Regions from separate parts of the Homo sapiens genome. Here all the other regions are linked to region 2. The links are chromatin contacts, found by Hi-C or POLR2A ChIA-PET in ENCODE. All regions are on one chromosome and are shown on one strand. Each heading gives the region's core, a stretch centred on a gene start or an enhancer-like site at or near the end of the contact. The rest is flanking DNA. Distances are from core to core; before and after follow the strand shown.

Evidence for each region. A loop is a pair of places that touch in the nucleus more often than their neighbours do. ChIA-PET counts read pairs that join two places held with the same protein, here RNA polymerase II (POLR2A). Pooled maps may share reads with other maps.
Region 1: a map of naive thymus-derived CD4-positive, alpha-beta T cell shows a loop between it and region 2 (2.5-fold over the local background). The contact joins the enhancer-like site here to the promoter of RO60 in region 2. A Hi-C loop is called at or near these places in 1 of 168 maps with a recorded cell type or tissue (naive thymus-derived CD4-positive, alpha-beta T cell) and 8 of 50 pooled maps. POLR2A ChIA-PET finds 5 or more read pairs at or near these places in 1 of 52 experiments (CD4-positive, alpha-beta T cell).
Region 3: a map of B cell shows a loop between it and region 2 (7-fold over the local background). The contact joins the enhancer-like site here to the promoter of RO60 in region 2. A Hi-C loop is called at or near these places in 1 of 168 maps with a recorded cell type or tissue (B cell), 6 of 37 single-sample maps with no recorded cell type and 12 of 50 pooled maps. POLR2A ChIA-PET finds 5 or more read pairs at or near these places in 3 of 52 experiments (OCI-LY7, activated CD4-positive, alpha-beta memory T cell and activated naive CD4-positive, alpha-beta T cell).

Annotation. Positions count from the first base shown.
Region 1 is chr1:193,417,270-193,419,969 of GRCh38, reverse strand. No RefSeq gene overlaps it. Among named protein-coding and RNA genes, the nearest start is that of LINC01031, 110 kb to the right of the region's middle. Within about 2 kb of position 1,374, at least 7 of the 41 ENCODE cell types and tissues checked have a DNase peak (open chromatin) inside an H3K27ac peak, as active enhancers do; they include CD4-positive, alpha-beta T cell, where a contact is called at or near this core.
Region 2 is chr1:193,058,067-193,060,878 of GRCh38, reverse strand. It overlaps RO60 (Ro60, Y RNA binding protein), which reads right to left and starts at 1,267. Exons shown (of 9, transcript NM_001173524.2): 1 at 1,103-1,267. UCHL5 (ubiquitin C-terminal hydrolase L5) reads left to right here and starts at 1,519. Exons shown (of 11, transcript NM_001199261.3): 1 at 1,519-1,694. The coding sequence starts at 1,619. RefSeq lists enhancers at 368-1,100, 1,168-1,697, 1,101-1,833, 1,858-2,167.
Region 3 is chr1:193,537,374-193,540,073 of GRCh38, reverse strand. The region is part of intron 3 of LOC124904475 (a long non-coding RNA gene); the gene reads right to left. Among named protein-coding and RNA genes, the nearest start is that of LINC01031, 230 kb to the right of the region's middle. RefSeq lists an enhancer at 10-219. Within about 2 kb of position 1,318, at least 9 of the 41 ENCODE cell types and tissues checked have a DNase peak (open chromatin) inside an H3K27ac peak, as active enhancers do; they include B cell and OCI-LY7, where a contact is called at or near this core.

The DNA.
Region 1 (2,700 bases), core at 125-2,624, 360 kb before region 2:
TGCCACTGCCTTGATTCACGCTAAGGTGCCAGTAGTTTTACCCACCCTTGTTTTTTCACCCTGACTGCAAATGTCAGCTCAGTGAAAAAGGTAAACAATGTTGTTAGCATTATTATGAAAATAGCTTTAAACTCTAAAACACTCAGAAAGGATCTAAGAGACCCATAGAATACACGGACTGAACTTCGAGAACTACTAATGTATATACTAAGTATCATAAATCATTACAAGCAAAAATCCTCACTTTTTTTTTGCCAGACTGAAGTAAGAATTGAGCTAAGCATTCAAAGCTGTCATAAATATGTATGATGCCTTAGACTGTACACAGGCAGTAGGATGAGATACTAATGACACTTGATCACAGCTCAGAGAACATGAGTTCTAGTGCTATAATTCACAAGTCACAGGACCATTGATTAGTCAATTGTGCTCCTCCGAGTGTCATTCTCCCCATTTCTATCTTGAAGATGATACAGCCTACTCCTTAGGGTTATTGGATAGACTAGAGCTACTCAAAGTATGGTCCCTGAACCATCAGCATCATAGGAAAATAGAAAGTGTGGGAAAGCACCTGGGAATTTGTTAGAAATGGAAAATCTAGGGTCTCAACCCACATGTGTTGACTCAGAATCTCTGGGAGTGGGGCACAGGAATCTCTCTCAGGCTTTACTAATGATTCTTGCTCATATCCAACTTTGAGAAGTACTGATATGGACCATGCACGATAAAGGACTGGAAAATGTGAACACTACACAAATTTATGTTATTATGATAATAAGAAAAAAAGGCTTTCCAGGCAAAATAACTACATAAAGATTGCTACTTTAGTCGTATTTGTTTGTATCATCTGTAGTCAGGTAGCGCTAATCTAACTGTTGGTATCAAAGATATATGTGTTTCATAGAAATGAATTTAAAAATGCAAAGCCAAGAAAAAGTGTAGAGTTAGGGGAGATAGCAAAAGGTATGCGTGGAAAAACAGTAGGAAATAATGCTGAATGTGGTTAAAATATAAAATGAGATGTTTATACTTTATACAATAGGCAATAAGGAACCATTACAGATTCTTCCATTTTAAAGTGACATAATGAAAGACTGTTTTAGGAAATCAGTTCGCTAACCATACGTGGTGCAGAATGAATTGAAAGGGGAAAAGACAGGAAGGCAAGAAGTATTTCATGAAACCATACATTTTTCCTCCCCATAGAATAAAAAAATTCTCTGATGAATTTGGACAAGATTCACACAGTCCTAGGCATTTGTCTGATAGGAGTGAAACCAAGGTAAAGAAAAGTATGAGTATATGATGTGTTCATCACTTACCCCACACATAACTTTATTTCCAGCACTTTCACTTTCCCTTTCTTTCAGTTCCAAGTCTTCTGCTAATTCACTGCTCTCAAACTCCTGTCTCTCACTTGCCTGTCTCCCAACCTGCTCTCCTTTATTCAGCAGCCCGAGGTCTTCTCCTGTTAATGAAGAACAGCTTTTCTCTATTTCCTTTCCTTTAAGCCCCTATACCTACTAAAATTTCTAAATGACAAGAAAGTTTTGCAAGAATTTCTGTGCTAAAGGAGAGGAGAAATGTAAAAGCTACATGTCCCAGTCAGATCCTGCTTCTCTTCCCAGACATATAGGGAGTTATCAACAGCTTTTTCAAGCTAATGCTTCCATGTCAGCATCAGAAAAAGAAAAAGTTGGAAGTTAAGAAGGGAAAATAAAATGAAAACGAGATAGAAGCAATGTCTCTGCAATTCAGCCTTGGAAAAGATGAACAAGTCAAAAACGAGGACCTTGGAGCTGAAGTTGAGTTTATCTGTTTGTGTGTACAGGGGACAGAACCAGGTCAGAATGTCCTGGTGGGATTTATCTGTCCTGGAATAGAATTACCGTGAGTAAAACTAAAAGCATTTAATGCAAAGTTTGGATAGCAATGGTTGAAGAAGTCCCTCAGGTTTGACCCTTAATTAAGGGAAGCTAATTACATAAACAAAATATTATCTGAAGTGATCCCTGTCACAAGCATTCAATTAATGTGTATTTCTGGCTGCAACTACATCAGAAAGTGGACGTTAAAAAGATTTAGGGCCAGGTGTCGTGGCTCATGCCTATAATCCCAACGTTTTAGGAGGCCAGGGCGGGTGGATTGCTTGAGTTCAGGAGTTCAAGACCAGCCTGGGCAACATGGCAAAACCCCATCTTTACAAAAAATACAAAAATCAGCCAGGCATGGTGGAGCATCCCTGTAGTCCCAGCTACTTGAGAGGCTGAGGTGAGAGAATCACTTGAGCCCTGGAGGTCGAGCCTGCAGTGAGTCATGATCATGCCACTGCACTCCAGACTGGCAACAGAGCAAGAACTTGTCTCAAAAAAAAAAAAGAAAGAAAGAAAGAGGAAGAAGAAGAAGATTTAGAGCAAGGCAGAACTTCAGCATCACAGACAGGGGAGGAGTAACTTGAAAGTGTGGGGGATTTCAGCATCTTTCACAGTGCATCAGGCTTCATACCTTTTCTTAATTTAGACTGAATACAAGCATGCAGATTCAGTTAAGTGAGGTGTTATTATGAGATCCAAAGCTTTTTAAATGCTACCTAAAATTTTTGGATGAAAAACTCAATGAAAAGGCAATTTATTTATAGCAGTATCATATATAAGGAAAATGAAACTCTTTAGAAAATGCTTGAGAATCTTTCATTTAACT
Region 2 (2,812 bases), core at 18-2,517:
GATGCCAATCATTCTGGACTCTGTGCCTCTTAAACTTTTCCAATAAAGTATCTCAAGGAAATATACTGTACAGAATCCTCCTAGTCTCCAAGTTGAGGGCAGAGTTTCCGGAGATAAACTTCAAGAAAGTTACAAAAAAAATTTTTTTTAAACCAACACTTCATACAAATTTTGGCTTCTACCCCATAGCGTACTCAGGCTCCTTTTAATACAAAAGCTGCTCTGTTGCTTCCCTCAATAAAATTTACCACGTTTATTTCATGGCTTCACATAATCTGTAGCACAAGGCTCCCTAACTCCAGGGCACAAGTCACCTATTTGAGAAGGAAGGAGTCAGAGTTTTACCCACTAAAACATTTTTTTTTTCTGGAAGCCAAAGGTCTTTCTTGGAATATGTAGCTTTTAAGGAGTAAATATACACTTAACGACTTCAATATACTCTTAAAAACTTTAATCTTAACACTATAGTATTCTATAAGAGCCTGCTGAATGAGGGCAATTTAGTAAATATTTAGTAAATATTTGGTTTAACTCATCATCCAGTTTTAGAACCATTCCAAATGTTTTTAGATTAATACACGACATTTGTTTTCAACCTAATTTTCCCTTGACGCACCGCATCCCCTTCCACTAGTCTAGCAGCCCCATGGACAAACCTTTCTCCTCTCCCTCGTTATTCCTCTGTGATAAATTCACCCTGTCTTCCCACAAAGATCCTTCTTCCAAAACCCAGATCCCGGGCGACGCCTCTCCGCGCAGAAGCCGCGGGAGAAGGAGGAGAAAGAGGAGGAGTAAAGCAGGCCCTCTCGACGTCGGCCTGTGGGGAGCGATGCCGACAAGCAGGAGCGGTCCCGGCTTCGGAAAGGGCCCACCCTGAGGAATGGTCCGGCCGGGCCTAGCGAGGATGTCCCTACCGCGATGCTGGTTCCGTTACCCAGGGTGGACAGGCGCGGAAGCGGGACGGGGAAGAGCGATAGTTTCGCGGCGTTTGCCCAGCCTCAACCCCTGGGATGCGGGTGAGAGACATGGAGGACTGGTCAGAATTTGCGCGTCCCTGGGGCCGCACAAAAGGCTCCCAGCCGGCCTCCCGCAATGTCCTCACCTGTACCTGGCAGCCGACCCCCTGGATCCGCAGCGCCGCCAGGAGAAGTCCTGCGCAGCGCTGGGAAACGACAAAAGAAGGCAGCCTGACGGGCAGCGACAGCCACAGCAACAGCAACAGCCCCACTGCCGCCGGGGATTCCAGGTTCGGTTCCCGGGAACGAGTCCTGCCCCTCTTCTTTTGCCCCGCCTCCGCCCCAGAGGGGCGAGGATCCCGGATGTTGCCTCCTCGGCGCTGTGAATCACCGCCCTTTCTTCTCAGGCCCCAGCCCTTCCGAATCCGCTACGGGTGCTGCAAGGCCTGGGAAGAGTTTCGATGTCTCTAGGGTGGCTAGAGCGTCCTCCCGCGCTCAGTCGCGCTGCAGGTGACGGCGCCCGGAGGCTGTCGGGAAGTAGGCGGGGTGACGTGTGGTTGACGAGCTCGGCGGCGGGTTTGCTGAGATCTGTGGCCGGCGGCAGCTGGTGCGGGGGGCAGCTGAGAGCGAGAGGTGGATCGGGGCGGTGTGTGGCCAGGGCCATGACGGGCAATGCCGGGGAGTGGTGCCTCATGGAAAGCGACCCCGGGGTCTTCACCGAGCTCATTAAAGGATTCGGTGAGAACCAAGGGGACCGTCCTGGGCCTGGGGTCACGGGAGGAGGCCCAAGCTGGGCATGGAGTGGTTCCCTGCGGCCACCGCCGCCCCGCGTCTGGAGAGGTGACTTCAGGAACCTGGAGTCCGGGTGGGGGAAATGTAGATGTTCTGCCCTCTCCTCAGCTCGAGACAGTCGCGTTTCCACAGTAATTTGTAGAGCCACACCACGAGGGCAAGGATCGTGTCAGTCTTGTGCCTGCTGCATCCTCAGGACCTGGCACCCAAATCCTGTAATTGACTTGAGGGCCCTCGCTCCCCAAGCTCTTAAGCACGTATTGCCCTTTGCACTGCCCCTTCTCTGCGGCGCGCACCTTATCCCGGGCTGGTGAGGTCAAGTGCATTGCTCAGGCCATTAGTCCTGCAGAAGCCACCCTAGGGTGCGCCTTCTCAAGGGTGAGGTGTCTGCGGCTCAAGCCGCCCAGGAACTCGAGATTCTGGTTATTCAAAGCAGAACGCCTTGAATGTGTGAATAGCTCTTCGGGACGTCCACACACGCTGACTGCGTGGGCCTGAAAGGCCACTTCACTGGTTCCGCTCTCTGCTCATTTCTGGCTTCCGGTGAAGTGAGTTTTCTTGAGCTAGTGTTCTAGACTAGAGGCCACATGCTTTCCTCACAGTTTCTCTCTGGCTGTATTTAGTGCCTTTCGTCCTAAATAATCAACACATTTTACTTTTTATCCTTCCCTATTTATCTTGTTCTTAGTCTCTTCTTTGGACAGTACGTTTTTATCTATTTCCCAAGTGTTATTGACTCTACGATGTTAAAACTTTTACGCGGGATTAACAATTAAACGTTGATGTAGATATTGCCTGTTGTACACAGCTTAATATTTGGAATGTCATTTATCAAGCATATGTTGTTCATCTTCTATATCTCAGGCACAGTGGTAAGGATTGGGAAATTTTCTTTTTTTTGTTTGAGACAGAGTCTCGCTCTGTCGCCCAGGCTGGAGTGCAGTGGCGCGATCTTGGCCCACTGCAACCTCCATCTCTCGGGGTCAAGCGAATCTCCTACTTCAGCCTCCCGAGTAGCTGGGATTACAGGCACGCGCCACCATGCCCGGCTAATTTTTTTTTTT
Region 3 (2,700 bases), core at 69-2,568, 480 kb before region 2:
AAGACTTAGGTATCCCAGAACATCTTAAGCCAGGTTAATAGAAAGAAATCCACACCTAGACTCATAGTAAACCAAAAACAATTTTAAAAGATCTTTAAAGCAACTAGAAAAGTAGAACAATGAAACTGAAAGCTGACTCTTCAAAAACTGAAAGCTGGAAACAGCTGAACGAAGTCTTCAAGGTGCTAAACATATATACATAATTCTTAATCTCCGAAAGATTTTCAACAAGGATGCCAGGACCATTCAATGGAGAAAGGACAGTTTCTTCAACAAATGGTGTTGAGAAAACTGAATATCCACAGGCAAAAGAATGTAGTTGGACCCTTACCTTACATCACATTCAAAATTTAACTCAAAGTAGATCAAAGACCTAAAAGATCTGAACTGTAAAGCATACAAGGAAAAATAGGGGAAAATCTTCATGACATTGGATTTGGCAAGGATTTCTTGGATATAACAACAAAAGCATAGGCAACAAAAGTAAAAGCTTCTGTGCAAAGGGCACAATCCACAGAGTGAAAATGCAGCCTACAGAATGGGAGAAAATATTTGCAAATCATGTATCTGATAAGAGGTTAATATCCAGAATATAAAAAAAAATGCCTTTAACAAGAAAACAGCCCAAGCTTTTAAAACAGACAAATCCTTTGAATAAACATTTCTCCAAAGATGATATATAAATGACCACGTATATGCAAAGGGACCCAACATTACTAATCATTAGGAAAACGCAAATCAAAACCCCAATGGATATCACCTCACGCCCATTAGGAATTCTACTATCAGAAAAAAAAAAAAAAATGGAAGTTAAATGTTGGTAAGGACAGGAAAAAATTACCAAGGATGGGAAAAATAGTGTTGGTGGGAATGTAAAATTGTACCGCCACTATAAAAGATAACCCTCAAAAAAAATAAAATAAAATAGAATTGCCGTATGATCCAGGAATTCTACATCTGGGTCTCTATTCAAAAGAAAGCAAGATCTCAAAGACTTACTTGCCCACCTATGTTTGTAGCAGCACTATTCACAATAGCCAAGTGGTGGAAATAACGTAGGTGTTGACCAGCAGATAATGGATAAACATAATGTGGTATATACATACTGATATGGTTTGACTGTGTCCCCACTGAAATCTCTTCTTGAATTCCCCACGTGTTGTGGGAGGGACCCAGTGGGAGGTAACTGAATCATGGGAACAGATCTTTCCTATGCTGTTCTCATGATAATGAATAAGTCTTATGAGATCTGATGGTTTTATAAGGGGGAGTTTCCCCACACAAGCTCGCTCTCTCTCTGCCTGCTGCCATCCACGTAAAATGTAACTTGCTCCTCCTTGCCTTCCACCATGATTGTGAGGCCCCCCGAGCCACGAGGAACTGTAAGTCCATTAAAACTCATTCTCTTGTAAATTAGCCGATCTCAGGTATGTGCTTATCAGCAGTGTGAAAACAGACTAATACACATACAATGGAATATTATTTAGACTTAAGAAGGAAAGAAATTCTGACCACATCCTACAATACAGATAAATCTTGGACACACTATGCTAAGTGAAATAATCCAGTCACAAAAGACAAGTGTAAGAGTCTTCCCTTATCGTCAGGGGATACATTCCAAGATCCCTGTGGATGCCTGAAACCAAGGGTATTAATGATGCCTATATATATGATGTTTCTTCCTGTACATACATACCTACAATAAAGTTTAATTTATAAATTAGGCACAGTAAGAGATTAATAACTAATAATAAAATAGTACAATTATAACAATATGCCAGCATCACTGCTCTTGTACTTTGGGGCCATTATTAAGTAAAATAAGGGTTACTTGAAAACAAACGCTGCAATACCTGGACAGGTGATCTGATCACTGAGATGGCTACTAGGTGCCTACCAGTCAGGTAGCATATGCGGAAGGGCTATGCTGGACAAAGGAATGATTCACATCCTGGGCTGAATGGGACAAGATTTCATCACACTACAAAGAATGTCACCCAATTTAAAACTTACAAATTGTTTATTTCTGGAAATTTTTATTTAATATTTTCAAACCACAGTTGACAGCAGGTAACAAACTGCAAAAAGTGGAACCACAAGTAAGGGGAGTCTACTGTACTGTATTATTCCTCTTACATGAGGTATCTAGAGTAGTCAGATTCATGGAACCTATTCACAGAAACAGAAAGTAGAACGGTGGTTGTCAGAGCCTTGGGGGAGGGGGAAAGGGGGAGTTGTTTAATGAATCAAAAGTTTCACTTCTGCAAGATGAAAACATTCTGGAGATCAGTCACACAACAATTTGAATATACTTAAAACTGCTAAAAACGACTGGGAGGTAAAAATGATAACAATTGAACTTAGAAAAAGTTAAGACGACAAACTTCATTTTTTCCATTTTTTTCTACAACAAACATTTTTAATACAATTAAATACAGTCAATCACGTGTTGCTGAGGTGATTTTGTCATTGTGCAAACAACATAGAGTGTACTTCCACAAACCTAGATGGTATAGCCTACTACACACCTAGGCTATATGGTTTAGCCTATTGCTCCTAGGCTACAAACATATACAGCACGTTACTGTATTGAATACTGTAGGCAATTGTAACACGATAAGTATTTGTGTGTCTAAATATATCTAAAGATAGAAAAGATAACACACTGTGCTATGTTAAGACAGCTGCCACATGCCACTA